Regions from separate parts of the Homo sapiens genome. Here region 2 is linked to region 1. Evidence: chromatin loops called from intact Hi-C (ENCODE). Cell type or tissue: spleen. All regions are shown on one strand. Each heading gives the region's core, and the rest is flanking DNA. Links, peaks and the distances in the headings are about the cores only. Region 1 overlaps HERC3 (HECT and RLD domain containing E3 ubiquitin protein ligase 3). Region 2 overlaps FAM13A (family with sequence similarity 13 member A).

What was found. A loop is a pair of places that touch in the nucleus more often than their neighbours do. Peaks named below come from ENCODE experiments on the same cell type or tissue, not always from the same donor. Only the 100,000 strongest peaks of a DNase experiment are listed, where the experiment ranks them.
Region 2: it touches region 1 in a loop (3-fold over the local background); 19 of 110 quality-filtered maps call a loop at or near these places.

What each region holds. Positions count from the first base shown.
Region 1 is chr4:88,650,213-88,666,879 of GRCh38, forward strand. It overlaps HERC3 (HECT and RLD domain containing E3 ubiquitin protein ligase 3), which reads left to right. Exons shown (of 26, transcript NM_014606.3): 5 at 1,800-1,876; 6 at 2,657-2,878; 7 at 3,830-3,921; 8 at 4,962-5,092; 9 at 5,663-5,823; 10 at 8,203-8,279; 11 at 12,219-12,343; 12 at 13,941-14,000. Among named protein-coding and RNA genes, the nearest start is that of NAP1L5, 39 kb to the right of the region's middle. RefSeq lists an enhancer at 13,763-14,962. In spleen, for the core only: a CTCF peak has its summit at 9,364; no DNase peak of the experiment used is centred there; H3K27ac peaks cover 485 bases.
Region 2 is chr4:89,005,809-89,022,475 of GRCh38, forward strand. FAM13A (family with sequence similarity 13 member A) reads right to left here. Exons shown (of 24, transcript NM_014883.4): 3 at 14,652-14,861. Among named protein-coding and RNA genes, the nearest start is that of FAM13A, 43 kb to the right of the region's middle. RefSeq lists an enhancer at 1,928-3,127. In spleen, for the core only: no CTCF peak of the experiment used is centred there; no DNase peak of the experiment used is centred there.

The DNA.
Region 1 (16,667 bases), core at 8,344-10,843:
ACTTTATTTATTCTAGTAGCCTGTTTGCTTGCTGAGTGCCTGGCAGTCGATAAATGTTTGAATAAAAAAGACATCTTTCACATCGTAGGCTTATTAACCTTCAACTGAAAATTGCAAGTCTGAATTACTCAATTAAGTACTTTAAAATAGAATCACAAAGCTGACCTGTTACTCTGATAGGCCAAATCACTTTAAGCATTACAAACAGCTAAAATACCAGATATACATAGATTCTTTAATGCAAAAATGTTAATACAGTAGGTTTTGAGTCTCTTAAAGATTCACTTAAATCTAAACCTTAGATGATTTAGCTAAGTATCTAATAGTTGCCACTAAGAGAACATCCCAAATATTGAAGTTACTTTCAAATGGACTTTTTAGTGGTGGTGTCTCAGTTTGTTGAAGGTTCTTAATGATCAAAGAGCTGCCATTTTATTTCCTTTATTCAATTCTTACTCCTTTGTGCTACAGGTGTTCCACATACCACTACTATAGTACACATTCTTTGTAATTGTTTATTTAATATCTGTTTTTACTACAAAGATGTGAGCTATTAATGGCAGGATAATTGGATGATTTATTTTAGCATCACCATTGCTAGGAGTGCCTATCACATACATTGCTGAGTACAAATTTAATAAATGGCCTCTCCTCCTCTGCCTAATTATCGTCCCCTTTAAAGAACAGCATATTCTTCTTCCTCTTCTTTTTTGCCCTTGTTAGATTTTTGTCTCTTTAATCAAAAGTTGTGTTAAATAAGAGGACCATGGAGGTAAGAGTGATTTGATTCAGTTCTTGATTTAGGACAGGTAATGTCTTAGATTCATTTCTTCCAAAAATTAATTTAATTTTGTGGGGAGAGGAAGAGTGGCAGTAAGAAAAAAGAAGTGCTAGATGTTATGTTGTGTGTAATACTAGGGAAAATGTTTATAACATTAATGGCAAAAATATTTCATTTGTTGATGACCAAAACACAATTAAGGTTTTTAACGGCATTTCATTTTTAAAAATGAAGTAATCTGTTCTACAGTAATAGCTTAATATTCATTATTCATGTTCAAATTATGGATGACTTCCAAGACTTTGATTTGTATATAGTTTTCTATTATAAGTTAATTGAAATAAATTCACTAATTTATACCTTTGTATTGTGGAAAGTAACATAGCTTTGATGTCAAACAAGCCTTGGATTCCAATACTGGCTCTTTTACTTGTAAGGTGAATGACCTTGGGCAGGTTAACTTTTCTAAGCCTCAGTTTCCTAACTTAAAAATTACTTACTATGTACCTTACAGGGTTATGGGGAGGATAGAAGGAGACAAGTAGGTAAAATACAGTATGTGCTTGCACTGTATGGACTCCCTCTTCCCCACCTCAAGGGTACAATTTCTCTATTATCTGTCTTTGTTCTTCTGACCTGCTTCTTTTCTACAACTGATTGTGACAAGAGTAATGGTGATGGGGAATTGTTGAAGCAATTCTCTGCCTCAGCCTCCCGAGTAGCTGGGATTACAGGCATGTGCCACAACGCCCGGCTGATTTTTTTTGTATTTTTAGTAGAGATGGGGTTTCATCATATTGGCCAGGCTGGTCTCGAACTCCTGACCTCAGGTGATAAGCCCACCTTGGCCTCCCAAAGTGCTGAGATTACAGGCGTGAACCACTGTGCCTGGCCTTAAAAAGACTTTTAGGCAAGATGGTGTTATTTATTACTGACATTTTATTTAATTGGGAATATTTCTGATAATTGTGTTTGTGTGTGAATATCTATCTGAAAAAGAAAGCCTTTTCTGTTTTAGGTTAATACAAAAGCTGAACCAGCAAACAATATTACAAGTTTCCTGTGGCAACTGGCATTGCTTGGCTCTTGCGGCTGGTAAAGTAACATTAAACATATGCTAATGCTATGTTAATTTTGAAAACATTTCTCTTTGTCTTTTTGTGTGATATTATCTAACTGAAAACTTTGAATTAACTGGTTAGGGTCTATGCATTGCTGTTGGACAGTGACAATTCTCATATGGGCTTTGCATAGCTCATCCTTTTCTCAGGGTGTGGGTGATGAAGTAGGTGGTCATCATTGCTGCTCCAACTTTCACAGGGGAAGATAAGCAGGGGGCAGGACCATACCTAGGTGTTCTGAGCATGGAGGAGATTGATTTTTCTTAGCGACAGCCAACTCTCAAGCTACATTCCACTATCAAGCTCCCAAATGAATGAAAAAGAAGGAGTTGGAGAAACCTAAATAAATCTGCACTTCTGTGTCCTGCTTGATTATCTGCAGAGCAGACCAAGTGGTCATTGCTGGACCTCCCGAAGTCTTGGGTCTCATAGTCTTAGTGTGGTCAGAACTAGTGTGATCTTGCTTAAGCCTGGTAATTGGCCTGTCCGAAATTGAATTTACTTATACATTTAATATTTTCTGTGTATAAATTTTAATAGCCTTTGAAGGGCAGTAAGACTCAGCTTACCTCTCTGTTATATCACTTGGGAGTTTTGGTTTTGGCAGTCTGATAGCATGAAGTATCTCTGTTCCTTTGCTCTTGGGTGGGTTTGGTGTTGGGGGGCAACTGGCAAATGACCCTAATAACTAGATTATTTTTGTGTGTGGAGCTTGTATCATTTTATGGTAATACCAGTTATCCTGTTATTTCAGATGGCCAGTTCTTCACCTGGGGAAAGAACAGCCATGGGCAGCTTGGCTTAGGGAAGGAGTTCCCCTCCCAAGCCAGCCCACAGAGGGTGAGGTCCCTGGAGGGGATCCCACTGGCTCAGGTGGCTGCCGGAGGGGCTCACAGCTTTGCCCTGTCTCTCTCAGGAGCTGTTTTTGGCTGGGGGATGAATAATGCCGGGCAGCTAGGGCTCAGTGATGAAAAAGGTAGGTAAACCCTTCATATGTATGTATTTAGTTTAAAAGCACATTCATTTAACACATGCTTCTTGAGGATCTACTATGTGCTAGCCCCATGTGAGATACTAAGGGAGAAGCAGTGAACACAATAGAGAACATCCTCGTCTTAGTGGAGACTGTATTCTAGTGAGTAGAGGTGCAACAAAACCAGTAAATACACAGGATTTGAGAGTGCAGCTTCCTGCTTTACATAAGGTGGTGGGGAAGGGCCCCTCTGATAAGAAAATGTTTGAGCAGAACCTGTAGGAAATCAGGTGGGAGATGGGACATGTAAATGTCTGGGTGAAAAATGTTCCTGTCAGAGAGAACTGGGTGTGCAAAGGTGCTCATGTGGGAAGAGATGTAGTTGGAGAGAAGGGGAAGAGTAGCACAGCTGCAGGTCAGAGAAGTCGTGTAGACCCAGTTATGCAGGGCCCTGAGGGGCAGGGTGAGGATATAACTGGTTTTCTCAGTGAGAGGGGAAGACCCTGAGGGTTTGGAGGAGAAGCGTGATCCACTTTGGCTTTGGCTGTAGTGGGTCAAGGGGGAAGCTGGAAGACCAGCTTGGAGGTTGTGGGAGTAAAGTCAGATTTTAAACATATTTTGAAGATGAGGCCAGTTGGTTTTGTTCACTGTTGGATGTGTGGTTTGAAATAAAGGAACAGCTGGAAGGGCAAAATGACTGTTTCTGAAATGGGGAAAACCGTGTGTAGTAAAGTGAGCTGGAGAGTGGGCAGGGTTGGAGAGTGTAGGGAAACCATGAGGTAGGTTTTAGGTAAATTAAAACTGAGAAGTCTGTTGGATATCCAAGTACAGATGCAGGCAGGAAACTGAACATGCGTCAGGAATCCAGGAATCCAAAATTCATGCCAAGATAGTTGTGTATATTTCATCTCAAAGGCAAATGGTAGTGATATTCTGATATTTAATTTATTCTAGATCGAGAATCTCCATGCCATGTAAAACTCTTACGCACGCAAAAAGTTGTCTATATTAGTTGTGGAGAAGAACACACAGCAGTTCTCACAAAGGTAAGGAGCTCAGAGTATTTTACTTTGGTGCTGGGGATATGATGGGTGATTAGAATTGCTTGATTATGTTAGTGTAGTGATGGTGTGTGATTACAGTATTGTGGCTTGAACTTGAATGCTCTCTTTTATGTGGGTTTGTTGTTTTCCAAAGGAATAGAAAAAGACTACTTTTTTGTATGTCTCTGTTATCCTCTTTGGTAATCTTGTAGATTTTTCATATATATATATATATATATATATATATATATATATATACACACACACACATAATGTAGATTATATATATATACACACATATAATGTAGATTATATAAAAATGTAGATTATATATATAAATATAATGTATATATTTATATATATATAAATTCCTTGGTTCTTTATGGAACAAAGACAGCACTTTGTTATTTTTATTTGTTATTTTATGTATATATAATATATATAAAATGATGTCCTATGTTCCTTTAAAACAAGTCATTTAAATATGTAAAAAAGAAACAGCAATTTAATTAATGTTTTAAAATAATCATGTTTCTTTTGCTTCTAAATACATTCTAGAGAGAATGAAAATGTATTTTTATATTGAACAAATATTATTCTACGTTCACTTTGATAAAATGCCTTAACATTTATTTAAATACAGCTGTTAAAAAAACAGCTTACTTACCAAGGAATTTGTAGAGCACCTAATTTCTTACATGTGAATGATCATGTAAAATCATCTCATTTAGCCTAGCTCCTAGTTTCTCCTTTTTTAAAATTTTGCTTCCTAACACATCATTGTACTTTCAAACGATTTTAAAAATTTACAGAAGGCACACATTCCTTTGAGCATTGCTATCTTTGTTCCATAAAGATGCAGTCTGAAATTCCCTTTTTATTATTTTTCTATTTAATGAACATCCTTACAAAGTGATTTTGGCCAAGTGTCAAGTGAATGTAGTGCTCTTGTGCACATTGTTGTGATAGGCATTTTGTATACAGGGTTTAGAGGTATACCCTTAAAGATACAGTGAAGTCCTATGGTGTTTGTTCCTTGTTAGAGTGGAGGTGTGTTTACCTTTGGCGCTGGTTCCTGTGGGCAACTTGGACACGACTCCATGAATGATGAGGTTAACCCTAGAAGAGTTCTAGAGCTGATGGGTAGTGAAGTAACTCAAATTGCTTGTGGCAGGTGAGTGTTCCTCAAAGCTTGCTTGTATTCACTAGGACCCAGAAATTGGTCTTATCTTTGTAGTGATGAAGAATGTGATTATACCTAGTCACCGTCATTTTAAGAGATCTTAACTGCATGCACGCCTATGGTGAAATGTGGAGAAAGACCTTGATAGAGTGTGGCAAGGAAGGGTTTTAGATAAGCAGAGCAACACGGAGACATTAGGCTTCTTTTGGGATAAAGAGTAGCAGGATGTGGGGAAGGGATAAAGAAAGGAAAAGTGAGAGAGTCCCAAAGAACTTCTTGGAAATTTTTGCCTGAGTCTACCCTGCTTCTCTCTGTTCATCTTAGAGGCCACATGCAGTAGATCATTCAGCTCTTTCCTGACTTGCCACCCTCCTCATGATCTAGAGTGTTAGAGGATAGTATTATGGAGAGCAGCCGCTGCAAGAAGAGTCACGTGTTAACATGGGAAAGGCTCTATAGGAGCACCCTGTGCTGTGCACATGTGGAAGTTAAAAGTCAGAGTCAGAGTGTACATCCACATTAGTAGAAACTATGCTGATGAGTTAAATTATTTTTTCACAGACAACATACCCTAGCCTTCGTGCCTTCTTCTGGACTCATCTATGCATTTGGTTGTGGAGCAAGAGGTCAATTAGGAACTGGGCACACTTGTAATGTTAAGTGCCCATCTCCTGTCAAGGGTTACTGGGCTGCCCACAGTGGCCAGCTTTCAGCCCGAGCTGGTAAGAATGATTGTCTCTGGAATTTAAAGGTATTTTAAGTGATGAAAACAGTTGTTTACAGAATATGTATCTATTACTTACTTTGAGGTCTTTTGGAGGGAATGAAGATAAGGTATTTTTTAACATCAATTAATAATTTCTGTACTTACTATGCATGAAGCTGTAGAGTTGAGATCCTAGAGAATAAATAAAGCAGGAAATACTGTTGTGTTAGGCCGTTCTTGCATTGCTGTAAAGAGCACCTGAAACAGGGTGATTTATGAAGAAAAGAGTTTTAATTGGCTCACAGTTCTGCAGGCTCTACAGGGAGCATGATGCAGCCATCTGCTTGGCTTCTGGGGAGGCCTCAGGAATCTTACAGTCATGGCAGAAGGCAAAGAAGGAGCAGACACTTCACATGGCAGAAGCAGGAGCAAGAGGAAGAGTGGAGAGGAGGTGCCATACTTTTTACACCACCAGATCTCATGTGAACTCAGAGCAAGAGCTCACTTATCACCAAGGGGATGGCCCAAGCCATTCATGAGGGATCCGCCCTCATGATCTAAACACATACCACCATGCCTCACCTCCAACATTGGGATTACTGCAATTCAACATGAGTTTTGACCAGAACATACATTCAAACTATACCAGTTATTTTGTTTCCACAGACCTTGGTGGTGGTGTATACATTTTATTGTTGTTGCTAATAATGACAGTTCGCATGTATTGAATGCTTAATGACGTTTCATTACTATGCAAAGCACTCAAAATAATCTAAGAACTAGTTAGTGGTTATTATCCCCATGTTAGAGATAAGGGAACAAAGTCTTAAGGAGGTCAAGTAATTTGCCCAAGATCACATAGATTCTGGAGGCAGGATTTAAACCCAGGTCATTCTAAATCATGTGTACTATGTTACCTCTACTTTGCTGTTGGCATTTTGGTATATAACATGATGTGATTTCTTTTTAAGCCATTTTTTTTCTTCCCTTAAAAAATAGTTAAATAGCAGTCTTGGTTTCATTGGAAATCAAAGTCAGGCAGTCATTAATATTGAATGACTGCTTCACCTTGAAATAATAAATCTGAGGCTGAAATGGAGCTAGAGAATCATTAAAAGGAAGTGTAACTTATTAATTTTGATTTTGAAGTCGATAAAGTGACACACTTATGGCTTGATCAGGAATTTGTTTGAAACAGTAACCATCATAAGTTTTAGTACTGGATTATAAGAAACTCAAGGACACAGACAAACTCTTTTCCTTTTTGTAAACCTAGCATATAGCACAGGACCTGGCATGAACTTGTCACTCAGTAGACATTTTTGGAATGGATATATGAGCATCTGAAATGTAGTGCAACTTAAAATATAAATAAACAAGATTTTGTCTGGGTGATGTTCCCAGAAGCAAAAGAATGGCTTTGTGTCCTCTTCTCTGTAATTTGTAAATTCTTTTCTCCAAGACATTGTACTCATACGTGGAATACATTTATTTAGAAAGTTTACCAACTCAGGTGTTTTTTGGTTATTTCAAAACCACAAATTTTTGAAGTTGAATTATAACCTGACTTCCATGGTCCTAAATTTGTGCTTGGATGTTTGCCAAAATGATTTTATAACATAAGCAGGTAAATGTCAGTTATGTAAATGACATGGTTTTAGGAACCCTCTTGGTAATGTGGGAGCACAGAGGAAGGCATGGAGGAGTATTGTGGTTAGAGGAAGTTTGAGCTGTGCCTCGAAGGATGATTTGGAGTTAGCCAGGTGTAGAGGACTGTGAGGGAGTTGGTGTGAGCACCACCAAGGTGCAGTTCCAGAAGCACATTCAGGTTGTGCTCTCGGTGGGCACATTCATGGAGAATCCCATGTGCCAGGGGCAGCAGAGGGGGGAGGCACCGAGATGTGAAATAGTGTGGTGTATTAGAAATAAAGGCAACGTGGTAGTAGGAGAATGTCACCGTGGACACAGTGTGATGGGAGGTAAAGCAGGGAGCAGGAAACGGAGGTCCTTCCGTGGCAAGATTCGTCCTGACGGGGCCTGGGCCCACCACACTCACATGCTGAATTGTTACCATAAAGAATAGTGCCCATTTCAGATTTCAGGTCAGTGGCATGACAGAGTTAGAATGAAAAAGAGAAACTAGGTCAGGATTCACTGGCAGTTGGGGAGGGGCAGAAGAAGAGTTAGAGTGGAGGATACCATTTTATATATTTATTTTTAATTGAAGTAGAAACAGTCCTAGGCAGTGAGCCAGGGGAGAAGATTTCTTACTTCTGTGACACAATTAAAATGGATAGGTACCCACTCTGAAGTGTATTCTGCGACAGTAGAAAAGGGGATCAAGGAGAAACTTCAATTAATGAAAAATATGCTTTCGGAATTTTTTTTTTGACAGATCGCTTTAAATATCATATCGTTAAGCAGATCTTCTCTGGAGGAGACCAGACTTTTGTACTTTGCTCCAAATACGAGGTAAAATTTTTCTTGTGACTCTTATTTCCAGGAAGGAATAATAGTGAACCAACATTTCTTTTAACAAGTAATTACAACATAAAGAGCAATGTTACTCTTTGTTTCTACCAATCCTATGTTATTTTTAAAATAAGCAAACTAAATCTGGAAGAAGTTGTCTCCATTTGGCTCCCTTGAAGTGCCAACAATTCTCCTGGAATTATGGAGTTCTAATTTATAATTTGAAATTATTTATTTATATTTGTACTTGTTCCAGAAACTCTGTAAAGGATGCCTAGGGAGTTGGTGCTTACTTTGGCATTATTTGATTTTCCATTTCTTTTCTTCCCTGTTAAGTGGCAACAAATGCTAGGTGTTTGAGAACTTGGTGGGTTTCTTTGTTTGATGTGATTGAGTATATATATGTATGTAAGAGGTACCACAATTTTCAGATGTATTTTATTATTTGTAATCTGCTTATGACATGACACCAAAATTTCCCTTCCATTGTCTCCTGCATCACTATAGTGGATAAAGACACTGTGACATTGTCTTTCTGCCTGAAGGTAGAGTGTGGATCCAGGTTTCTGTGACAGGGCTCGAATTCCTTCCACTCTTCCTTGCTGGGGGAATTCAGTCTGGAAAAACTCCACAGATTTGTTGTCAGTGCTGGACTCCTTCCCCTGTGCTTTCTCTCCTCTCTTCTCTTCTTCCCCACCCTTCCTGCTTTTATTCAGCAAACATTTCAACAGGACCAGCTCCGAGTGGTGCATGGATCCTTATACTCTCTTGGAGGAGCAAGGGAATGGGCTGTTAGTGAAGAAAAAGGAGTCAGAATTGACTGGGAAGATAATGAGCAACTGTGGAAACCAGGGGCTCTTTCTGTCTTGGAAACTTTCTCTATTAGTTTGATACTTAGCTATCTTTAAGTACACAAAGTATTTGCCTTCTAGTCATTCTGATTCTGTGATTAGGTTGGAAAATCCTGGTGGAGCCCGAGGCTGTAGGCTGGACAGCTAAAGCTGATGATTAGCTATTTTCCAGGTCAGGTGCCTGAAGAAGGTGGCTTAGTGCTACCATCTGGCGTGATTTGGAACTGCTGCCCTAGACTTATTTTAGACCCAGCCTCAGAGTGTGTATTACAGAGAAATCCTGAGGAAGCTGAGGTTTTTCTTTGTTTCTTCAAGATGTCAATAAAACAAAATACAAAAGGCACTGACTCTGTGGAGGATAATCAGTTTTTGTCCATAAGTAATAGAGTTTTAAGTATTTATTTCCCCTAGAAACTAGTATTGAATAGTGTTATTCAATAGTATCCAACTTTAATTTTCCTGTGAAATTTAACATGAAATTTAGTTTTCTCTTGTAAATATAGTATCTGATATATGTAACTGATTTTTATTATTGTAATCAACACCTTGGGCCTGGAAAACAACACACTGATGAGAAGGAAGTGAAGTAGCATACTATTAGAGAGGCAGGGCAGGTTAAAGTTTAAACAACTGGAAAGAGGGATAGGTATGCATGAAAAGTGTAAGATCACAAAGAAAAAGGAAAGTAAACATTACTTAAGAAGATGTTGCTCTTTCTTTTGAAACTGAAACCTATGCACATTTACTTAAACTATTAACCAGAGATGATTATTTAGATACAGAGGCTGATCAAATCATATGCTTACCCTGTTACCATATCACTTAAAGAACCAAGAAAAAGCACCTGTATAGTTACAGCCTCTATTTTTTTTTTTTTGAGATGGAGTCTTGCTTTGTCGCCCAGGCTGGGGTACAATGGCGTGATCCCGGCTCACTGCAACCTCCACCTCCTGGTTTCAAGCGATTCTCCTGCCTCAGCCTTCTGAGTAGCTGGGATTACAGGCGTCCGCTACCATGCCTGGGTAATTTTTTTTGTATTTTTAGTAGAGACCAGTTTCACCATGTTGGCCAGGCTGGTTTTGAACTCCTGACCTCAAGTGATCTACCCTCCTCGGCCTCCCAAAGTGCTAGGATTACAGGCGTGATCCACCACGCCCGGCCATAGCCTCTATTTTTATAAAAGGCTGACTCATTCATTACTGCCAGGCCTTAGGTGAAAGAAGGGAGGGAAGGAGTTATATTCAGATACCCCTTTGCTACACTGATTCTAGGTCTTGGGAATTTAGTGAATGTAAACCATAGCATCTCCTTTTCCTGTCGTTTTGTTCCCTGGATAGAATTGAAGAGGGAATGTGGTTGGGATTGTTAGAATTGTGTGTGCATGTGTGTGTGTTTGTGTGTGTGTCTATCTCATAATCTTCTTTTTCCTGGAACAGTGATTCTTAACCTTGGCTGCCTACTGGAATCACCTGGGAGCTCTACAAAATACTGATGACTCTAGAGATTCTGATTTAATTGGTCTGGAGTATGACTTGGTCATCAGGATTATTGAACGCTCCCATGGTGATTCAAAGTCCAGCCAAAGTTGAGAAACACTGACCTAAGAGCAATTTTTCCTTTTTTGCCTGTATGTATTAAAGACAGGAAGAATGATGTTTTTTCTTGGTTCTTTAAGTGATTCTGAACTTGTACTTCACCCAAGGCATCTCTGGTTTATTGGACATATGATGAGGAATGATAAAATAGTTCCAAGTCTTTATTTTATTGTAGGTTTGTGTTAGAGTTGATGTTCAGCTGCCCCTTTGAATGGGGGAAATAAATAAAATTTACGTAACAACAGTGGTTTTACAAGGAGGTGGAAAGACAATCTCTGTGTGTACTCCAGCATCTGCTTTGGATTATGAGTTTCCTGTATGTTGTACTTCAAGATGATTTTTGTTCTCTCAATAGATATCTGTGGCCATTTTAGTAGAATAGTTATCAATAACCAGATGATCACAAACTTTGTCAGGCATCTCTGTTTTATTACATGCTCTACTCCTTCCTACCATAATGATACGTTAACTTGAAGCTATGGGAAAGTAACCAAGAAAATTTACTTTGAAAGTTATGTTTTTATGTGTAGGTACAAAGGAGAAAAAAAATCTCATGAGCTGATGAATGAGTGCTTTAATATTACCTTTTTCCTCTTCACTGGAGACGAGAATAGGAGTATAAAGCACCATCAACCTTTCCTTAGTTCTCGATCAAGAACAAGGCTTGGGGAAAATAAGTTGAAAACAAGCAATTTTAGAAAAGGAAAGTGCTTATTATGTTTTTTTTCTTTAATCTCACTGAATAAAAGATGTACAGTGTTGGGCAACATTTGGAATTTTCAAGGACATACATTATTAACATCTTTTTCTGCCATTTTTCTTATAATAGCTATATACTTGAAGCAAGAAATTAAGAGTCATTGTTTTTATAGGTTATTTGTCATATAGATTATAACTGAACTCTGGCTCTTTTGTAATACATTTTGTTGAAGTTTGGTGGACATTTATGGCAGATGACTAATACCTTAAAAACCTGCTGTTACAGTGATTCAAAGCAAAGGGGAAAGAAGTCTGGGAAAGTTGTACTGAGTTGGTTTCTCTGGGAAACAGACCCGAGACTCAAAGGTTTTTGGGAGAGTGCTTTCTAGAAGAACATCTACTGAGGGATGAAGGAGGCAGGATTGCGCAGAGGGAGGGGTTGAAATGCAATTCAGTTATAACAGAGGCCTCAGCCAGTCCCATGAGGAGCACTGAAGTTGTGATGGTCCTTCAGCCAGTCCTGAGTTGAGGCAAGCGGGCTGGACCTTTACACCATGCCTCTACCTGCCATTGGATGTGATAGTGAAGCAACAGTCAATGCCAAGTCCTGGACAGCAACCCAGCTGGGATCTGTCAGGAGCCTCCATTCTGAAGGGTGGAGGGGATCTGGGCGGCACACTGCAGCATTTAGATCATAAGTGAAACGTAAAATGGAGAATATGTGGGAGAAAGGAGAGGAGACAAGATCCATGCTACATAATTTCTTCTTTTTACTGTTACATTTAATTCTCCAGAATTATTCTCCTGCTGTTGACTTCAGGACTATGAACCAAGCACATTATACCAGTTTAATAAATGATGAAACCATAGCAGTTTGGAGACAAAAACTCTCAGAACACAACAATGCAAATACAATCAAGTATGTGGCTGCTTGTCTTCATTTTTTTTTCCACAAAGTATGTTACAACTTTTTAGCTTAGTGTGATTTTCCGTACTTGCATATTGATACTGTGAATGTAAATGGGGTTTTACATTATAGGGAATCGTGGGTTATTTTTGGTTACTATTTCAGGGTTGATCTCCTTAGCCCCAAATAGCATAATGGATGGATCCCCAATTCTCACACACAGTATATGCCTCAACCTGCCTTGTTTATTGTATGATCTTAAAAATCCTGACTGATGAAGGCCTGAGTTGGTGATTCTGCTAAGAGAGCTTAGCGTTATGGTTAACTCCCATGGGTTTTAGTGTATGCATGTTCCAAAACATCCCAAATCTGAGACAGCTGTTATCTTACCTAATCTTAATAATTTCTAGCATTTTCCTATTCATAATGATTGAGATGGTAATTCAGAGTCATGTAGAAAAAAAAAAAAACAACAGTAAGTAGGATTGAGAGCTTTTATCAAATTTAAAGGACAATTTTCCTTTGCACATTTTTACACATTTTCATTGGCTTTCCTCAGCCTCTCCACTTTTTTCTGCAAAGTCTGATTCTTGGGAAGAATAAATCAAGCTCTGTGCACTAAGTTGTGGTTATTCCCAGAAACGTACATAATGGTTCCTGCATTATGACATAGATTGTAGTGGGCCAAATGACCAGGACGCTACACTTTGAGGCACTTGAGCTAGTAACGTTGTGAGTGAGAGAGCATTAGAAACGCCCTAGAGCAGCTCTGTGGCAGTCTTCAGAATCCCTCTAACCTTAGGATGGCTCTGCCAAGGAGCTCAGGCTGAAGGGTCGCAGGGGAGAGGAGATGAGGGCTTGCTGGGGTCCAGCAAGGGAAATGGTGACACTTTACCATTAGTTCTCTGTTTTCTTATTTATAAAATGAATGGATGGAAGACATGATCTTTAAAGATCTTTCCTGATCTAAATTCTGTGATTAACAGAAACTACTGTAATCCCCTCCCCAGCTGTATATTTGTGTTATTCTTTCCCTTTTCCTTACACTGAATGGAAAGGCCCAGGGTTCCTGATGTCCAGTTTCATTTTGGGCCCTCAGAATTAGCTGTTTCCTCAGAGCCTGTATAATAGAAGGTAATGGGAATAAGCACTTGTTTCACTATTTTTTAATTTATGTCTCAGATATGCAGCAAAATAGAAGTAATTTTTCAGTTATTAATTTGCCAAGATAATTTCTGTGTTCGGGAAGTAACAGCTTGGCTTCTCTTTTTTGGTTTTATTCTGTGTTTCTCTTTGGAGTTTAGATAGGGCACTTCTTAGATGGTTGGTGGTAGAAAAATATTCAAGAACATTATTGGGACAAGAGGTTTTCTTTCAGGAGCTTTGATATTCTTTTTTTTCCCCTAACATGGGAAACTTAAGTTCTTCTTCATTTTGAGATGTGACATCCTGTTTTTCTAAAGCAAATGTACATTTTCCAAAGCTTCAGCTGACAAAGAGCTGCTATTAATGAAATCCTTGAGTAGATGGTTACTTTATTATTGATGCTTAAATAACCATTTATTTGTAATTATTAAAGGCTTCCCCCTCCCTTCTTTTCTTTGAGCAGTGGTGTTGTTCAGATATTATCTTCTGCAGCCTGTTGGAATGGAAGTTTTCTTGAAAAAAAGTAAGTGACTTAGAGCCTTAAAAAACCCTCACGTGTACCTGTAGTCTCAAGCTATTTGGAAGGCTGACACAGGAGGATTGCTTGAGTTTAGGAGTTTGGGGCTTTAGGATGCTGTGATCATGCCTGTGAATAGCCACTGAATTCCAGCCTGGACAACATAGTGAGGCCCCATCTTTTTAAAAAAAGTTTCTTAAAACCCCACATGTGATGCAAATACTTACTCAGCAAAGGCTGTGAAAGACTTTTCTTCTCTTTGATGGTGGTTGGCCTTAATTTAATGAGTAAGCTGATGCTTTGCGCAAAAATTGGAAAGCCTAATAATGGTAATGAGAGGATTTCAGGAAGAGCAATGCTGATTCATACCTGGATGGCAGAAAAGCAGATTACCGAGAGAGACTGTATCTCAGAAATAATTGGTAGAATCATCAGTAAGATTTTCAGAGTATTCTAAGATGTGTCATAATTCTAAATTCTTAATTCCTCAGATAATTTTCTTGATTTCTTTGGTTTGCTTTCCCACAGTTTTAAAATTTTTATTATTTTTTATTTTTTTCTCTCAAAAGGAGTGAATTTCAGGGAGTAATTCTAAGGAGGCTTCAGGGGCTCCTTGGATTTAGGTCCAGCCCAGCTCACCAGAGAATTATATTTGAGGTTGAACTCCCCAGTAGTAAATAGAATGTTTATTTGCTTAGCCTTATCCCTTCTGCAAATATCTCCCTCAGGAACCTGATGCAGCAAAAGAGTCTTGTCATGGGTTTGGATCTTTGGTAATCCCAAGTCCTAATTATTTCTCAGTCCTTTCTGCCAGTGACCAGGCTATATGAGATCTCAAGATGAATTAGACTTCATTTCTGTGTGTGAATCCCACCCCTACCCCTCGAGCCCTGTGTTACTCAAGGTTCTTCAGAGAAATGGAACAAATAGGAGAGAGATAAATAGATAGATGGATGTATCTAGAGAGAGGGAGAGGAAGAGAGGGGATTTACTACGGGAATTGGTTCACCTGATTATGGAGGTTGAGAGATCCTGCCATAGGCATCTGTAATCTGGAGAACCAGGCGAGCCAGCATCATAGCTTAGTATAAGTCCAAAGGCCTGAGAACCAGGGAAGCTGATGGTGTAACTCTCAGTCTGAGGCTGAAGGCCTGAGAAATGGGTGGGGGCTGCTGGTGTAAGTATTGGAGTGCAAAGACCACAGAACCTGGAGTTCTGATGTACAAGGGCAGGAGAAGAAGGATGTCCTAGTTCCAGAAGAGAGAAATAATTTGTCTTTGCTCTGCCTTTTTGTTCTGGGCTTTCAGCTGACTGGGCGGTGCCTACCCACACTGAATGAGGATGGATTTTCTTTACTTAGTCACTAATTCAAATGCCAATCTCTTACAGAAAACTGACCCAGACATACCCAGAAATAATACTTTACCAGCTATCTGGGTATTCCTTAATCTAGTCATGTTGACTCCTAAATTCAACCATCACCACCCCCTCCCCACAAATGAGTCCCTAACTGGGTTGCAGGAGGTCACTTCAGAAACTCTCTTTGGTTACATTTAGAGATTATAAAGTCATTTACTTTTATAATTAAGGCAGCTGGGATGAGCTCACACAATTCATTTCATATTTAGTAATTAGTTTTTTCCTCTAGGGAAAGATATTCTGGATTATGCTGATGTTGGCCTTCCAGAACAGGGGTTCTCAACCAGGGTGATTTTGCTCCCCAAAGGACATTTGGCAATTTCTGGTAACATTTTTGGTTGGTACAATGGGGAGGGACTTGCTATTGGCATCCAGTGGGTAGAACCCAGCGATGCTGCTAAACATCCTTCATTCCCACCTGCCCAGCAAAGAATCCTCTGGTCCCAAAAGTCAATAGTACCAAGGTTGAGAAACCCCGTTCTAGATGGATAGCTTTCATGACATTTGGGAAGGGCTCTTGGCCAGACTTGTTAGGTTGTTCATCCTTAGTATCACAGATTTCGTATAGAGTTGTGGGGAAAGCCTTTTATTTTTTTTCAAACTGACATCTGTGTATTTCAGAAAGTCTACTCCTGTAGCGTACATAGGATGCATCTCAGGAAACCAATCAAAATGAAGACCAGATTTACAAAGCAATAAATACGTATAGATAAAACATTTTGTTTTTGTTTTCTCAACAGCATAGCAAAAAGCATATGGAAAATTACATATGGGAAACCAGAATTCATTTCTATATTTTGGGCAGATTTATTTTAAAAACAATAACAACAACAACGAAAGACCCAAAAAACAAAGTACAAGCAATTTATCTTCATTTGAGCATAGGGTTCCGATACATATAATTATGATTTTTAAAAAATGTTAGAAACTCTTATGTTTTCAAAAATTATAACATTGCTGTCAGAGTGTATTAAAATCATCTGAATGTGTCCATTACTCAAAAACAGAAGCCTGCTTTGCAAATAGATAGCTCTTTTGTAAATTAACAAATGTGGTATGTTCAAGAGCAGGATATATGAGATATTCTCTAAGTCTCAAAAATGCTAAGATTTTATTTAAGGTTAAAAAAATGATTTAGTTGCTAGAAAGTTAAAAATAGTGGCAATGAAATTAGTCCTTGGGTGAATGTAATTGTATCCTTTGTGTTAACGATGAGAGACATTAACTTTGCATTTACTATAGATCATTTTTATT
Region 2 (16,667 bases), core at 7,844-10,343, 360 kb after region 1:
TAAACCTTTGTCAGATGCATAGTTTGCAAATATTTTCTCCTATTCTATAGGTTGTCTGTTTACTCTGTTGATAGTTTCTTTTGCTGTGCAGAAGCTCTTAAGTTTAATTAGATCCCAGTTGTCAATTTTTGCTTTTGTTGTGATTGTTTTTGGTCTTTGTCATGAAACCTTTGCCCTTTCCTACATCCAGATGGTATTGCCTAGGTTGTCTTCCAGGTTTTTATAGTTTTGGGTTTTACATTTAAGTCTGTAATCCATCTTGAGCTGAATTTTGTATACGGTGTAAAGAAGGGGTCCAGCTTCAGTCTTCTGAATATGGCTAGCCAGCTATCCCAGCATCATTTATTGAATAAGGAGTCTCTTCCCCATTGCTTGTTTTTGTCAGCTTTGTTGAAGACCATATAGTCATAGGTGTGCAGCCTTATTTCTGGGCTCTCTATTCTGTTCCATTGGTCTATGTGCCTTCCAAGGCAACTCTTACAGGCTGCAACAGTTGAGAAGCACTGACCTAGCACTTATTAAATATTTAGTATGTGACTGGCATTATTCCAAGTTCTTTAGTATCTTTCAATATCCACAATAACCTCAGGAAGTAGACACTACTGCTATTGAGAGGGAAGAATTCCCTGCGCCCCACTGTGGGACTTGCAACAGGGGTGTGGCTTGCTTACTCAAACCCCTTGTGGGAGGAGGAGCATGCAGGCAAGCAGGTGCTGGGGCCAGAGCGAGCACTTTTGGGCTCCACCCCCAAGGTAGCGTCTAGGGGTATGTTACAATTAATGGTCTTTTAGCAGTTGCTATCCATGGACGGCTAAGTGTTAACCAGCTCAGTGGAGAGTCAGTGTGATAGCCTTTTACACCCTGCCCTCTTGGTACCCCGGTCCTTGTCTGGCAACCAGGAAGAGTCAGGTCACATGGATTTGAAGGATGGTGAATGCGGATTTTTTATTAAGCAGTGGAAGGTGGCTCTCAGCGGAAGGAGAGCTAGACAGGGGATGGTGCAGGAGGAAGGTAATCTTTCCCTGAAGCTCTGCTGTCTCCAGCTGGGCTCCCTTCTGAAGTTAAGCCGCATCTATCCATAGTCTCAGACACTCAGTCGCTTCTTCTCCTCTCGACATTCAACCACTTGTCCCTCTGCCAGCTGAGGTCTGGGGTTCATATGGGCACAGGATAGGGGGGCAGGATAGACCAGAAAGTAACATTCAGGCACAAAAACAGGAATGCCTGTTCTAATTTAGGGTCATGGGTCCAGGCTTGAGGGTGGAGCCCTCACCAGGGACTCCGCTCTCCTGCCTCTTGTCCGTATCATTATCTCCATTTAACAGGGAAACTAAGTGTGGTGATTTAAAAATGCCTACAAAGTTTGACACATTTCCCTTAAAAAGATGGAGCCTAATTTTCCTACCCTTGAATACAGACCAGATTAATGACTTGCCCCTAACAAACAGGGCAGAGTGATTCTATCTGTCTTCTAGAGCTAAAAGGACAGCTTCCATCTCTCTTGAACTGCATGCTCTGGGAGAAGCCAGTTACCATGTTAAGATAACATTCAAGCAGCCATCTGAAGAAGCCCACAGAAAAAGGAATTAAGGCCTGTCACCAAGACCGAGCATTAAATTGTCATCCATGTGAGTAAGCCACCTTGGAAAAAGATCCTCGAGCCCCAGTCAAGCTTTCACATACCTGTAGCCCCTGCCAACCTCTTGACCACAACTTCCCGAGACCTTGAACCAGAACTGCCCAGGTAAACCACACTTGAATTCTCGACCCACAGAAACTGTGAGAGAAGATACATGTTTACTGATTCAAGCCACTAAATTTTGGAGTCATTGTTATACAGAAATACATTAACAGATACACTAGGGCACAAAAAGGGTAAGTAACTTGGCCATACTAATGCAGAGAGCAAATGGCAAACTGAGATTTGAAATCTATTGGAATGGAGCCAAAGCCTATGCTCTAAGGCACATGCTATAAGCACTTTCTTCAAAATGGAGATTATACTGCCAATATCACATTAGAGCTGGTGCTAAGATTAAAACAGATTATATAAGTAAAATATCTACTAGGTATTAAACTAAGCAATAAGTAGTCACCTAACGGCACCCATTACTGTCATCAGTCACTCGAACAAGTATATTCTCAAAAAGGATCAATATTAAACACAAAAAACACCTCAGTATCATTTTTTTCCACAGCATTTCATTTATTTTAAACTTTTTCCTTACTTCTAAATTCACTAGACATTAAGGATTTCCGAGATCTGTCGGAGATCAATGCTATAATAATTTATACCCCAGAGACTATCTAATTAACATCCCACTGCAGGCTTTTTTACTGTTTTTCACTCAAACATTTATCAAATTTAATAAATTTTAAAAAGCACAGTGTTATGGACTAAATTTTGTCCAAAATTCACAGATTGACGCCCTAGCCCCCAATGTGCCCACAGTGGAAGACAGCACCTTTAAGGAGGCAAGGAAGGTTAAATGAGGCCACAAGGGTTGGCTCCTGATCAAATAGGGCTGGTGTCCCTATAAGAAGAGAAAGAGGTATCAGGAGTACTCCAGCACAGACAAAAGGCTACGTGAGGACACAGCAAGAAAGTGACATCTGCAAGGAAAGAAAAGAGCCCTCACCAGAAACTACTTCCAGCACCTTGATCTTGGACTTCCAGCCACCAGAACTGTGAGAAAATAAGTTTCTGTTGTTTTAGCCACCCAGTCTGTATTATTCTGTTATGGTGGCCCTAGCTGATTAATACAAGCAGTATAAAATAAAAAGGCTAGGCTTTGGAGCCAGGCAGATCCCAACTCTGCACAATCTACCTGCTTGTTCTTTGGCAAGTAACTTGCCCTCACTGAGCTGAGCTTCACTTTCTTTATCTATGAAATATTTGTAGGAATAGCTGTAATGGAGATAAAAACACAAACACAAGTAAAGCACCTAGGCAAAATCTTGACCCAAAACAGGCACTTAAATTGTGATTAAAGAAATATATAAAATTAGCTTATTGTTATCTATTTATATCTACAATATTGTCCAAACATAATTGATGCTCAGAATTATAAACACTGATGAGTCTACAAAGATGACTATGAAATGCACATCTTTAGTCCTAATCCCTCTCATAAGCACTAACCTTCATTTTACTCATCCATTTAAAATGAACTCCTCGTCACGGCCCCCAAATAATCTTCCTTTGTTAACTTCCATTAGGTTTATTAAAGGATCAACTGTCAAGATGTCACATCAGGATCTTTCCCCTTTCTTTAAAAAAAACAAAACAAAACACGATCTCTGAGACAGATATTTAATAAAGTCTCCACCACGAAATCATCAGATCCTACTGTAAAATTAAATTAATTAAAACTAAAAGCTGTTGGAACTTTAAATTACTTGAACCTTAAGAGAAATGAGAATATGTGGCCTGAGTCACGTAGCATGCAGTTGCAACTTCTGCTTCTCTGATTACAGATTAACTTTCCTCTGTATTCTTGTACTGTAGATGATTAGGAAAGACCCAAAGGTACCAGAGATAAGACTCCCTTCAACGCCACTACCTCTCCTTACAGAATGTTAAAGCAGTCTTCCTTGGGCTGTAATAAGCTATAATCAATCAAATTGCTATAATGTATGTGCTATGAGCTATGCAAGGTTAGAGAAAACCAGATCCACACATGTCTGTGTCTTTCCACAATGCCAGGCTTTTATTAATGTTATTCCAATCACAAAAGCCATGAGCTACATGGAATTCCCAAGAAGGCAATTTTCCTTAGTACTTCCTGTTAATTTGGTAGTCAGAGTTGTGGGGACACAGGCTCAAACCACTTCACAACTCAGTCAATATTGCAAACCATATATAATAGTAAACTTCAGCAATATATAAATAACGTTAAACATTCCACAACAAAGTAACATTTAATATCAAGAGGAAGAAGAGACAGGAGAAAAGGGTTGACAAACCAGTCCAGGGAGAGTGAAGAAGACCAAAGGAGTCCTAGTCTGGGTTGAGCGGTCTGTTGGTCTTGCAAGGAAGAGTATTTTAGGTGGCAGAACCTTCTGCAACAGATGCCAAGCTCTTAATCATGAGTAACTACAAAACAGTGTCAGTTAAGACGGCCCTTTTGAGCTACTGAAGACCTAATCTTTTATAGTCAGAGTCCTCTGGTGAGAACTGGTAGGAACTGGTGCCTGTTTGTGTCCATATCTGGTTGGACACAGTCTTTATTTTTTATTTGTTTATTAAGCAAAGGATCTTATCCTTGTCGGCAATGTGTCCTGTGAAATATAAAATAAGAGTCTTTTTCTAGGATGGAGATAGTTATGTCAGGGGTCCTCTATACAGTATGTACTGACCTTGTATGGAAAAATTTGTAACCCTGCTAAACTACTCTGCCTCTGCCTATATAAGTAAAACTTTAACCTCTCTACTTTGAACCTCTGTCCCCATTCCTTTGGAGTCTGTGTTTCCCGAGTGGTTATCCCCAGGCTTTGTACCGAATAAACTCTAAACTTAATCATATTTTCTGAATTTCATCATTTAAGGTTGACACTACCAAGTGTAACAGACAGCACCTAAGCCTTTGGGCTAAGTCCCAAATTTGCCTGGAGGTAGGGAAAGAGCATTAGGCAGCCACAGAAAGTTCCTAGAAAGTTGAAGACTGTCTCTTCCTTTCAGGACAAAAGATCAGGTCTGAGGAGCTGAAGCACTTTAAAATGTAAAGGTGCTACCCTGTGTACAGATAGAAAAGAAAAGATTTGAATAACTGAAGACAAAGGAACAGTAGTTGCCTCTGGCCTTATCTAAACACTAAGTTTGCAGGGATCTTTCCCTGGTGCTACTACAACTCACCTCACAAATTTCTTTCTCATTATTAGTATGTATTCACAACCATCTGATAAACTGGCCCTCTGCCATCATGTGGTTCTGTGGACCCCATCAAAGGTACAGACACCAGGGTCAGGCCACCAGACTACCCCTTCCTAACACAGTTTCTCAGGTCATCTCAAAACCTCTGACTTTTCTTACCCTCATTATCTTTTCTTTTTTTTTCTGAGATGGAGTCTTGCTCTGTTGCCCAGGCTGGAGTGCAGTGGTGCGATCTCGGTTCACTGCAACCTCCACCTCCTGGCTCAAGCGATTTTCCTGCCTCAGCCTTCTGAGTAGCTGGGATTACAGGCACCTGCCACCACGCCTGGCTAATTTTTGTATTTTTAGTAGAGACAGGGTTTCCTCATGTTGGCCAGGCTGCCCTCAAACTCCTGACCTCAGGTGATCCTCCCATCTCGGCCTCCCAAAATGCTGGGATTGCAGGTGTAAGCCACCATGCCTGGCCATCCTCATTATCTTAATAATTACCAGCTACGATGTTCTCTTCATGTTTTCTGTCTGTCTCTGGTAACCTTCCTTTAAAATCCCATGATGAGTTTCTTTTTGGAATGATGACAAAGAAAGTATTGGCACTGGATAGTGGTGATGGTTGCACAACACTGAGATTATACTTGATGTCCCTGAATTGTACTTAAAAATGGTTAAAATGGTAAATGCTATGTTACGTATATATTTACAACAATTTAAAAAATTTTCATTGTCCACTATTTATCTGATACAGATGGTTATAGGACTATGACCTAGATTTCTGTTAGCCTTCTAGATGTTCTCTCTGCATGTAGCATCTTCCCATCTAACCATCTTACACAGCACTGCCTAACATACTGCTTCTATTATGTGAGATCTTTCTTAAACATTTTATTATTTATATATAAATATTAATTTAACACTAATATTCAAGACCCTATACCACCTAACCTCAACCTACTTTTTCAATGGTATCTTTTGCTAATCTCTTCTAGCTACAGATAGCTCTGTCAGATAACTCTGTCTTACCGTGTTTTTGCTCATGTCCTTAACTCACTTAAAAGATTTTCCTCTCCATACAAGTTAATGTTGTCTCCAATCTTATTTTTCCCACAAAGTGTTTTCTGACCACCATAATCCAGGCTGGTTTTCTTCCCTCCTTGTTAGTTACCACTGACTGGATGTTTTTATTGTTCATTTAAAGCACTATTGTAGAATATATACAACATATCTTCTACTTCCTCAATTAAATCACACACTCCTTAAAATCAAGATGTTTAATTTTTCATTTCTTTGTATTACTCAGTATCTATTTAGAAGTTACTAAAAAAAATACTGATGGATGATCTAATTCCAAGTCATCAAATAACAATAAAAATACTCAACTATGATCTAGAACTACTTACATTTATATTAGAGAAGAATTTTCCACAGGAAACAGTCAATTAAAAATATTTCTAGTTAATCCTAAATTAAATGAATCCTCTTCTGCAATCTTTTTATGGCTTACAATTCACACCTATTTCCAAAACACACATGAGATTACAAAAATAAAAAGTACATATACTACTGCCCTACCAACATAAGGATAAAAGATCAAAAGGCATGGAATACACCAAGCTGAGATAATCATACTATAAACCTTGATTAAGGAAGATGAGTTGCTGCAGTCAGAGAGAAGCCTAACATGGCAATAGGAAAGGATGATCACTGAAGGTCCCTTCGAGTGTGTCTCTTAAATATAAATTGTCTAAACCTCTGAGAGGTATTGTGAGGCCTCTGAAAGAAGTGAAAGGTTCTGGAAGAAATAAAATAGAGAAAGAAGTCTTTGATAAAAATCTGTCATGCAGGTATACTGATTTGCTAACTAAAACCCATAGAATCTCAGAGCTTCAGACATCAGACACATCCAAAGTGTATAATTTGTTATAGAAATGAATGAATTTAAACAGTTTTCTCCCATGGAGGGCCACTGTTCATCTACAAGATGTTAAGGGTCAGGGATGCTTACAGACATCCAGACTGTTCTCACTGGCAGTTTGGTTTAGCCTAAATGTCTGAAAAAATACTTAGGGCTCCAGAACTCCATCCTATAAAGCATGGAAGAGAGGACTTTGATCTGAAAAATTTTAAGCACATTCAACTATGAAATCACTTGCTGTTTACACAGGATATAATTCAAAGGCCTACAACAACATTAAAAAAAAAAGAAATGTAGCATTGACTTGTGACAGAATACCAAGAAAACAATTTAATCTGTTATTATGAGGATGGATTTATGAAAGCAGGGTAGTCACCCCTGAGGAAATTACATCAAAACAACTTTATCACATATTGATGTATAGTAGAAAGGGTGGGAGATGAGAATACTGTTTACTGGCAAGCGCAGCATCTGCTTTTAATGGGCATTAAAAGCAAAACCCATTCAACTATGTGTAAAGAGTTTTACCATCCCCGGCTTCAGGGTGCTCAGTTGCAACGTCCACCCTGTACTGTAAGGGTACCTCACACAGGATAAACCAACAAGAAACACAGTAATCCTTCCTATCTTTCATCTGAAATATGAAAGAAGGAAGTTTATTTTATAGAGACAATAAAATATATATATATATAACACAGTATATATATATAAAACACAGTATATACATATAACACAGTATATATACATATATATAAAATGTATAAAACACAGTAACCCTTTTTACCTATCTTCTATCTGAATTATGAAAAAATAAGTTTATTTTATAGAGGCTATATTGTCTGATGCCTAATGCATACATTATTCCCTCTATTTGGCAGCTTACATAACTAGTAGTTGCTCAATTACAGTCATGCACTGCACAATGATGTTTTGGTCACTGAGGGACTACATATATGACTATGGTCCTATAAGATTATAATGGAGCTGAAAAATTCCTATTGCCCAGTGATGTCATAGCCATCATAACGTCCTACTGCAACATATTACTTATGTGTTTGTGGTGATGCTGGTGTAAACAAACCTACTGGCTTCCAGTCCTATAAAAGTATAGCATACACAATTAGATTCGGTACATAATACTTGATAACAATAATAAATGACTATGTTACTGGTTTATGTAGTTACTATACAGCAAGTATAACGACATTTCATTCAAGGTCATTTTGTTCTAACGCTGATGAGAAAAAAATAATCAATTCCCAGCCAGAGCCACTGTCTATGTAGAGTTTGTGCCTTCTCCCCAGGTCTGCATGAGTTTTCTCTGGGTACAAAGATGGGCATGACCGGTTAATCGGCATGTCTAAATGTTCCCAGTCTGAGTGAGTGTGGGCATGGGGGTAAGTACACCCTGTGGTGCAATAGTGTCCTGCTCAGGGTTGACTCCCTCCTTGTGCCTGAGCTGCTGGGGTAGGTTCCAGCCACTCACGACCCTGAATTGGAAAAGGCAGGTTAGAAAATGAATGAATGAATAAATGAATGAATACAAATGATTGTAAAATAAAAATTCGTAGACGGTAATCCTACAGATGCATGACAATAAACGATGCAGTAGGAACGCACTCAGTAAGCCTACCGTATTTGCCATTGATTTTGAACTATGTGGTGGGAAGAGGTGCTGCTGACAACTTTTACTTCACAAATACCTATTCCTTGATTTAACCCATTACCACTATGACAGCCATCACTCACTATTTACCAAAAACTGGGGAAATAATTCTTATTTTTTAAAAAGTATTTCTTAAATGTAAGTGTACCTCACATTTATTTCAATGTTTAATAACAGAAGTGTTCTGGGTCTTCAATTAGAAGTTTGGTGATGTTTTTGTAACCAGAATCATGCCATCAGAACTTAACTATTGTGGGAAGTCAGGGATCCCGAATGGAGGGACCAGCTGAAGCCATGGCAGAAGAATATAAATTGTGAAGATTTCATGGACATTTATTAGTTCTCCAAATTAATACTTTTATAATTTCTTACACCTGTCTTTACTGCAATCTCTGAACATAAATTGTGAAGATTTCATGTACATTTATCACTTCCCCAGTCAATATTCTTGTGATTTCCTATGCCTGTCTTACTTTAATCTCTTAATCCTGTCATCTTCATAAGCTGAGGATGTATGTCGCCTCAGGACCCTGCGATGACTGCGTTAACCGCACAAATTGTTTAAACAATATGAAATCTGGGCACATTGAAAAAAGAACAGGATAACAGCAATGTTCAGGGAACAAGGGAGATAACCATTAAGTCTGGCTGCCTGAGAGCTGGGCAGAACAGAGCCATATTTGTCTTCTTTCGAAAGCAATAGGAGAAATATCGCTGAATTCTTTTTCTCAGCAAGGAACAGCCCTGAGAAAGAGAATGCGTTCCTAGGGGGTGGTCTCTAAAATGGCCGCTCTGGGAATATCTGTCTTTTACGGTTGAAGATAAGGGATGAAATAAGCCCTGGTCTCCTGTAGCGCTCCCAGGCCTATTAGGACGAGGAAATTTTGGTCAGACTGGTTGTCTGCTCTCAAACCCTGTCTCCTGATAAGATGTTACCAACGACAATGTGTGCCTGAAACTTCATTAGCAATTTTAATTTCGCCCCGGTCCTGTGATCTTACCCTGCCTCCATTTGCCTTGTAATATTTTATTACCTGGTGAAGCACGTGATCTCTGTGACCCACACCCTATTTGTACACTCCCTCCCCCTTTTGAAAATCACTAATAAAAATTTGCTGGTTTTGCGGCTTGCGGGGGCATCACGGAACCTGCTGACATGTGATGTCTCCCCCGGACACCCAGCTTTAAAATTTCTCTCTTTGTACTCTTTCCCTTTATTTCTCAGACTGGCTGACACTTAGGAAAAATAGAAAAGGACTCATGTTGAATTATCGGGGGCGGGTTACCCCGATACTTAACTTTTGTTTGTATTAATCTGCCTGTGATAAAATTTATTTCCTGATACATCATTTTACTTAAAGTTGCAGTTTCCAAGAAATTATCAACAACATTAAGTGAAAACTTACTATACTATACATTTTATTATTTTAGAGTGTACCCATTCTATTTATACATATATGTATAAAGTGCATTTTAGAGTGTACTCATTCTATTTATATGTATGAAGTTTATATATATATAAAGTTAACTGTAACACAGACTCAGATACACATATACATATATACGTGTATGTTAACTGCAACACAGACTCAGATATACATATACATATATATGTGTATGTTAACTATAACAGACTTAGATACACATATACATATACATACATATATACGTGTATGTTAATTATAACACAGACTCATACACATATACATACATACATATACACATGTGTATGTTAACTGTAACACAGACTCAGGCAGGTACTACGGGAAGTATTCCATAAGAAGGCATTGCTATTGTAGGAGATGGCAGTTCCACAAGTGTTACTGTTCCTGAAGACTTTCCATTGGAACAAGATATGGAGGTGGAAGGTAGTAATATTGATGATTCTGACTCTGTAGGCCTAGACTCACATCTGTGCTTATGCCTTAGTTTAAAAAAAAAAAAACACAATTTTACAAAGTAAAAAAAGAAAAAAGAAAATTTTAAAAATAGAAAAATATTAAAATTATATGATGAAAACAATTTGTAGAGCTATGCAAGGTATTTGTATTTTAAGCTAAGTGTTATTTTAAAAGAATCAAAATGTTTTTAAAAGTTAAAAAGTTATAAAGTAAAAAAGTTACAGTAAGCTAAGGTCTATTACTGAAGACAAAACAAATTTTTAAATAAATTTAGTTTAGCTTAAGTGTACAAGATTTATAAAGCCTACAGTGGTGCAGTAATCTCCTAGGCCTTCATATTCACTCACCACTCACTCACTGACTCACCCAGAGCAACTTCTAGTCCTGCAAGCTCCATTCATGGTAAATGCCCTATACAGGTGTACCATTTAAACAATCTTTTATACTATATTTTTACGTACCTTTTCTGTTTTCTTTTTTATTGTTATTTCTTTTGAGACAGGGTTTCACTCTGTCACTCAGGCTGGAGTGCAGTGGTATGATTATGGCTCACTGCAGCCTTGACTTTCTAGGCTCAAGTGATCCTCCCTCCTCAGCCTCCTGAGTAGCTGGGACTACAGGTGCATGCCTCCACGCCCTGCTAATTTCTTAATTTTCTGTAGAGATGCGGTTTTGCCATGTCACCCAGGCTGATCTCAAACTCCTGGGCTCCAGCAATCTGCCCACCTCAGCTCCCAAAAGTGCTGGGTTACAGGCATAAGCCACAGGCCAGGCCTACTGTACCTTTTCAATTTTTAGATATGTTGAGATACACAAGTGTTTTCTACTGCATTACAACTGCCTACAGTATTCAGTACAGTAACATGCTGTATAGGTTTGTTGCCTAAAAGCAACAGGCTATGCCATATAGCCTACGTGTGTAGTAGGCTATACAATCTAGGCTTGTGTAAGTATACTGTATGATGTTCACACAACAATGAAATCACCTAATAATGTATTTTTCAGAAAGTATTTATGTCATTGATGCTTAACTGTAATTTTTTTTTACTGAATGACTCAAATCTAACCAGAGATTTTAAGGGAATGGAAGAATAATACCAACATAGCAAAAATTTAACCTCTCTTCCCATTCAAAATTTGTTACCTGTGCATAACCTCACATAACCTAAAGGCTGACTATACAATGAGTCTTGCTTTTAGAATGATACTGCTTGCTTTTATGACACCTATCAACTTTCTGATGACTGAGGAATCACGTCATAAAGAATATGGCGACTCACAAAGACCTAAATGATTACAAAATAATTCTATAAATAGTAATAAAAATAATAAAACAGTACATACTCATATCAAATGAAAACTATTCTGGAAATGTGATAAAAGCCTTTGAAATTTATAGGATTTTTGAGTACTAAGAATACTTAATAATACAGAATACTATAGAATAATATTAAGAATACTAAAGATATCTGACTACCAAATATTTTGCATTAAGCATAAAATATTCGTCAACTCCTGTAGACATTATTTTACAATAATTTTCCAAACTTTATCTCAAAACTTCCCTTCCCTATGGATAAAATATTCCTTGTAAAAAGGATTTAATGTTTCCAAATAGGAGGAATTGTCACCTTTATGAAGGAATGGTTATCTTCATACATATCGTGAAAAAGTTCATAAAGTTTCCAATTAGCAAGCCTCGAACATGTCACTCACTGACATACAAAGCTTAAAAGCACCGTTGACAACCAGAACAAACTGTTCTGCAAATTTGCTTTCATATTTTATCACTATTTTCAATAAAATATAATATTTAATAATTCAATGATTTTATGCCTTTTCAAAAAATAAAATCATTTTTTTCAAAAATGAAGTAGCTAAGATTACAAAAAATAATAGGTTTGAAAATAGGTAAAACTTCTGGGATTTTTCCTGTTGCATCACTGTTAAGGACTGAATTGTGTTCCCTCCAAAATTCATATGTTGAAGCTCTAACCTCCATACCTCAGAATGTGATTGTATTTGGGGCCTTTAAAGAGGTAATTAAGGTTAAATTAGATTATAATGGGGTCCCTAATCCAATAGGACTAGTGTCCTTATAAGAAGAGGAAGGGACATCAGGAGAGTGCACACAGAGAAAAGGCCACGTGCGGACACAGTGAGAAGGCAGCCATCTGCACACCAAAGAGAGAGGCCTCAGGAGAAACCAACACTGCTGGCACCTTGATCTTGGACTTGCAGCCTCCAGGACTGTGAGAAATAAATTTCTCTCGTTTAGGCTTGTAACATCCAGTCTGTGGTATTTTGTTAGGGCAGATGTAGCAAATTAATACAATTTGGGGTTGAGGCCTCAAAGATAAAAATAAAGGTTGTGATGGGCCCACCCATTCTAAGCAAAAATGCTAGATGAGCTATATAGAACTTATTAAGGTGAGACCAAACCCAGGTCTGGCGGCCTTGGGCCATCAACAGGCCACAAAGATATTTAAGCAGGAAATTCAGTGTTAAAATTTGAAGTTAAAAATTAGAGAGTGAGGATTTCTTTGAAGGGAGAGAGTTGCTAGAGAAATATAATGCTTCCTCTAACTTTCCCAAGCCAAGTGAGGGTCATCAGATTATCACTTGGGTAGTTTGAAGAGTCTAAAACTCGTCAAAGAGTCTAACACAGACAGTCTGGCTATGGGTGCCCTGGGTGGCAGCACAAGAAGGCAGGGCTCTGCCTTGTGACTGACCTCCATTTCAAGAATGTGGCAAAGATGTGTTTCCTGAGGACTGCCCAGGTACTCTGAAGAAAGAAATAAGACATGAGTAATCTTCCAAAAGGATTGCCTGGAGGTCACCACGGGAGGCCAGGGGCTGCAGAGAAGTGAGAAGAGGCCAGGGCAGGAGGCATTGCTGATGTGAGGGCCTGGGGGAGCTACAGACAGGTCTCCTTCCCTAGGGGATGGCAAGTGGAGGTAGTTAGTGTCCTCTTCTGATACAACCACACAACTTTTAGCTAATATTTCAAAATGGTCTTTCATGGGGTAAAATATTTCTGGTACTTTCTTACTTGTCCTATCTGGCCTTCTCACTTATCCTGTTCTTTAGCATACTGCATGTGAATAGGTACACCACTGCTGTAAAGGAATGTGGCTTTAGGTAGCACCCTTAATCTGGCAACGAATACTTTTGGAAATATATTTTCTTCTTTCTTCTCTAATTTGGGAAAAATAATAAAATAAATGGTTTTAAGGGTAAACCATTTTTCTTACAGCACTTAGGAGGGAGAACTCAATAATGACTATGCCTATAATTATTACACTTAAAAAGCGAGTTCCTGGCCAGGTGCAGTGGTTCATGCCTGTAATCCCAGCTCTTGGGGAAGCCAAGATGGGTGAATCACCTGAGGTCAGGAGTTTGAGACCAGCCTGGCCAACATGGTGAAACCCCAACTCTACTAAAAATACAAAAGTTAGCCGGGCATGGTGGCGGGTGCCTGTAATCCCAGCTACTCAGGAGGCTGAGGTAGAAGAATTGCTTGAACCCAGGAGGCAGAAGTTGCAGTGAGCCAAGATTGTGCCACTGCACTCCAGCCTGGGTGACAAGAGTGAAACTACATCTCAAAAAAAAAAAAAAAAAAAAGCAAGTTCTTTCATATGAAATCACTTAATACTACAATCAAAAATCAATTTTTACCTCACGAAATGAACAAAATTATTTTAGGACTCAATCTTGCTTAGGAGAAAAAGCAAGTACACCAGTGAGCTTTCAGTCTCAAAGGTCATTAAGCAACCACAATTTAATGAATATTTCCTTTATTGTTCTCTAATGTTTTCTAAATTATTCTTGATCTCACTCCTTTTATGACAGTCATTAGTCAGAAAAACATGTCTTTGGCCCAAAAGCATCAGGGATTTTCAATATTACGTTACTGAAGTAGTCACATGTTAATGGTATCAGAAATTTCATTTAATAACGGTATTTCATAATCAGTCTAGTATGATTTTACATAGGGGATGAGGGCCTGGAGTAAAATAACAAGGTGGTGGTTATGGAAAGACCACAAATATTTAAAAACTTTTTAAATTTTAAATATTTAGTATGTTTACTAAAAATAAAACTGGTTTTTTTTTTTCTGCCCTTTTTTTTTTTTTTTTGTAGAGATGGGGGTCTTGCTTGGTTGCCCACGGTGGTCTTCAACTCCTGGCTTCAAGCAATCTTTCTACCTCAGCCTCCCAAAGTGTTGGGATTATAGGTGTGGGCCACCGTGCCCAGCCTAGTAAAGTTGTTTTAACTCCTAAAAGGATTTATTGTACTAACCCTGAAAGAGTTGAATGAATCGAGGCTGCAACGCTGAGGTGATCAGACTGTCAGGCAGCTCCCTCAGAAACAGCTTCAACAGACTGGCTGCTGAGCAGACATCACCGTCCTTCCCGAGCTCCACGGGCACTCCACTCTCGAACTTCAGTCGAAGTTGTTCCACCACCTTCACGTTACCATTCACCCTAAAAAGACCTTCTTGGGTAAGTCCTGGAAGAGCAAAGTAGGCACAGAAAATAAATAGGTTTCTCACAGACATGAAACGTAAAGAATGATAACAACACAAAGAAAGAAATCTCAGCATATGATTCTCTCAACACTGTAATTATCAATCATTGTGTAATTTTCACATTTTGTAAAACTTTCCTTAGAATAATAAATGTTCATATCCACTGCATGTCAGCTTAAAAGATCATATATGATTGGTATAAAACCCAGCTTCTAAAAATAAGGCTATGGCATATATAAACATAGAGCAAAACAGAGTACACAAAGAAATTTCATTTATATAATCTTCTAGAGCACATAACAAAAACTTACTCAGGGCTCTAACAGCAGCTTAACACTTCATGAACAACTACTTTTTAAATGACATGTATTTAAGAAACTTTTAAACTCTATGTAATTACCTGTGTAATAGTTTAAGAAATAAGGGGTAGTTTTTCAGTTATCACTAAATTCAAAATGTAAGACTCTAGGAAACTACAAAGTGGTATAAGACAAGATCCTTGCCTTCAGTCAGTTGATGGGGGATATCAGTGTCAGCTGAGGTTATCAGAGAAGGCCTCCTGGAGGAGGTAAACTTAACCTTTGGCTAAAGCAACACAGAGGGGCTGGAGCTGTTACGCTGTGAAACCAATGAAGCTTGAGCTTCAGGGCCCCTCATTTTCTTGGGCCCTTTACAAGCTCTGTCCCTAATCCTGTATTCTTAGTATCATATTCTTTTTCTTAAAGAAGTCTCAGAAGATTAGGCATCTGGACTCACAAAACCTTGATCTACCCCTGACAAAGATAAACAAAAATATGAATTGAGAAGTAGACATAGGAAAACATAAAGAAAGGTAGGCAGAGGACAATGTGGGGTGCCTAGGTCAAAGAATGATGGGATAATAAAATGGAGAAACAGGAAAGGGTCTGTGACAAGTTAAAGAGTGAAGGCCTTATCACTGGAGCAATAAGTGAGGAAAAAGACAAAATATAATCAGGGTTTTAGGAAGATTTAGCTAGCTAAGAAGTAGAGTATGGAGAGGACCTGCCTTATGGAAACTATCTTCTATTTTAAGGTAGTAAACTGAGATTATGGTGGAAAAGAAGTGAAAAACAAAGAATAAAGATGATTTGGTAACTTGGTTCAAAAGGGAGAGGGAAAGGGTTGAAAGGTAACCTTAAAGTTTTGAAAAGTAGGAATACAGGAAAAAAAAAACACTGTAAAAGATAAGATTAGGGGGTAGGGATAGGAGAGTAGCTGGTTTACGGCAGAAGATAATGATTTCCAGCTTAGTGTGCTACACACCATGTAAGTGAATGTGTCAGGCAGTAGAGGACTTTGAAAGTGTAAGAAACAATCTTTCTAAGAAAGAGCAGGCCAGGATTTAACGTGACATTCTTGAGAGTCTAATGGTGAATGTTAGCAATGACATAATGACATTGAAGCCTATCAGGATTTTTTAGAGGGGAGGTGATAATTTATATCAGCCTTTGCTTCTTTCCCTTAACTGGTAATTGTATTGCTCTTTTTAAAGCAAAAGAGGAAGCTAATTTTATTTTATTTTATAATCTAATAAAATACTTTTAAGTTCTTTAATTCAACAAACATGTAATAAGTGCCTGACATTATCTTAGGTAATAAAAAAAAATCAATCCTGAGAAAAAAAATTCAACACTATCATTACCCTCATGGACTTTGAAGTCTGGTGAGATGTTTGTGTTCTTCCACATATACATATTATTTGGCTGTGAAGAAAATCAATATCAAAAGTTGATATGAATTTTAGCTCCAATTCTGAAAAAAATTGT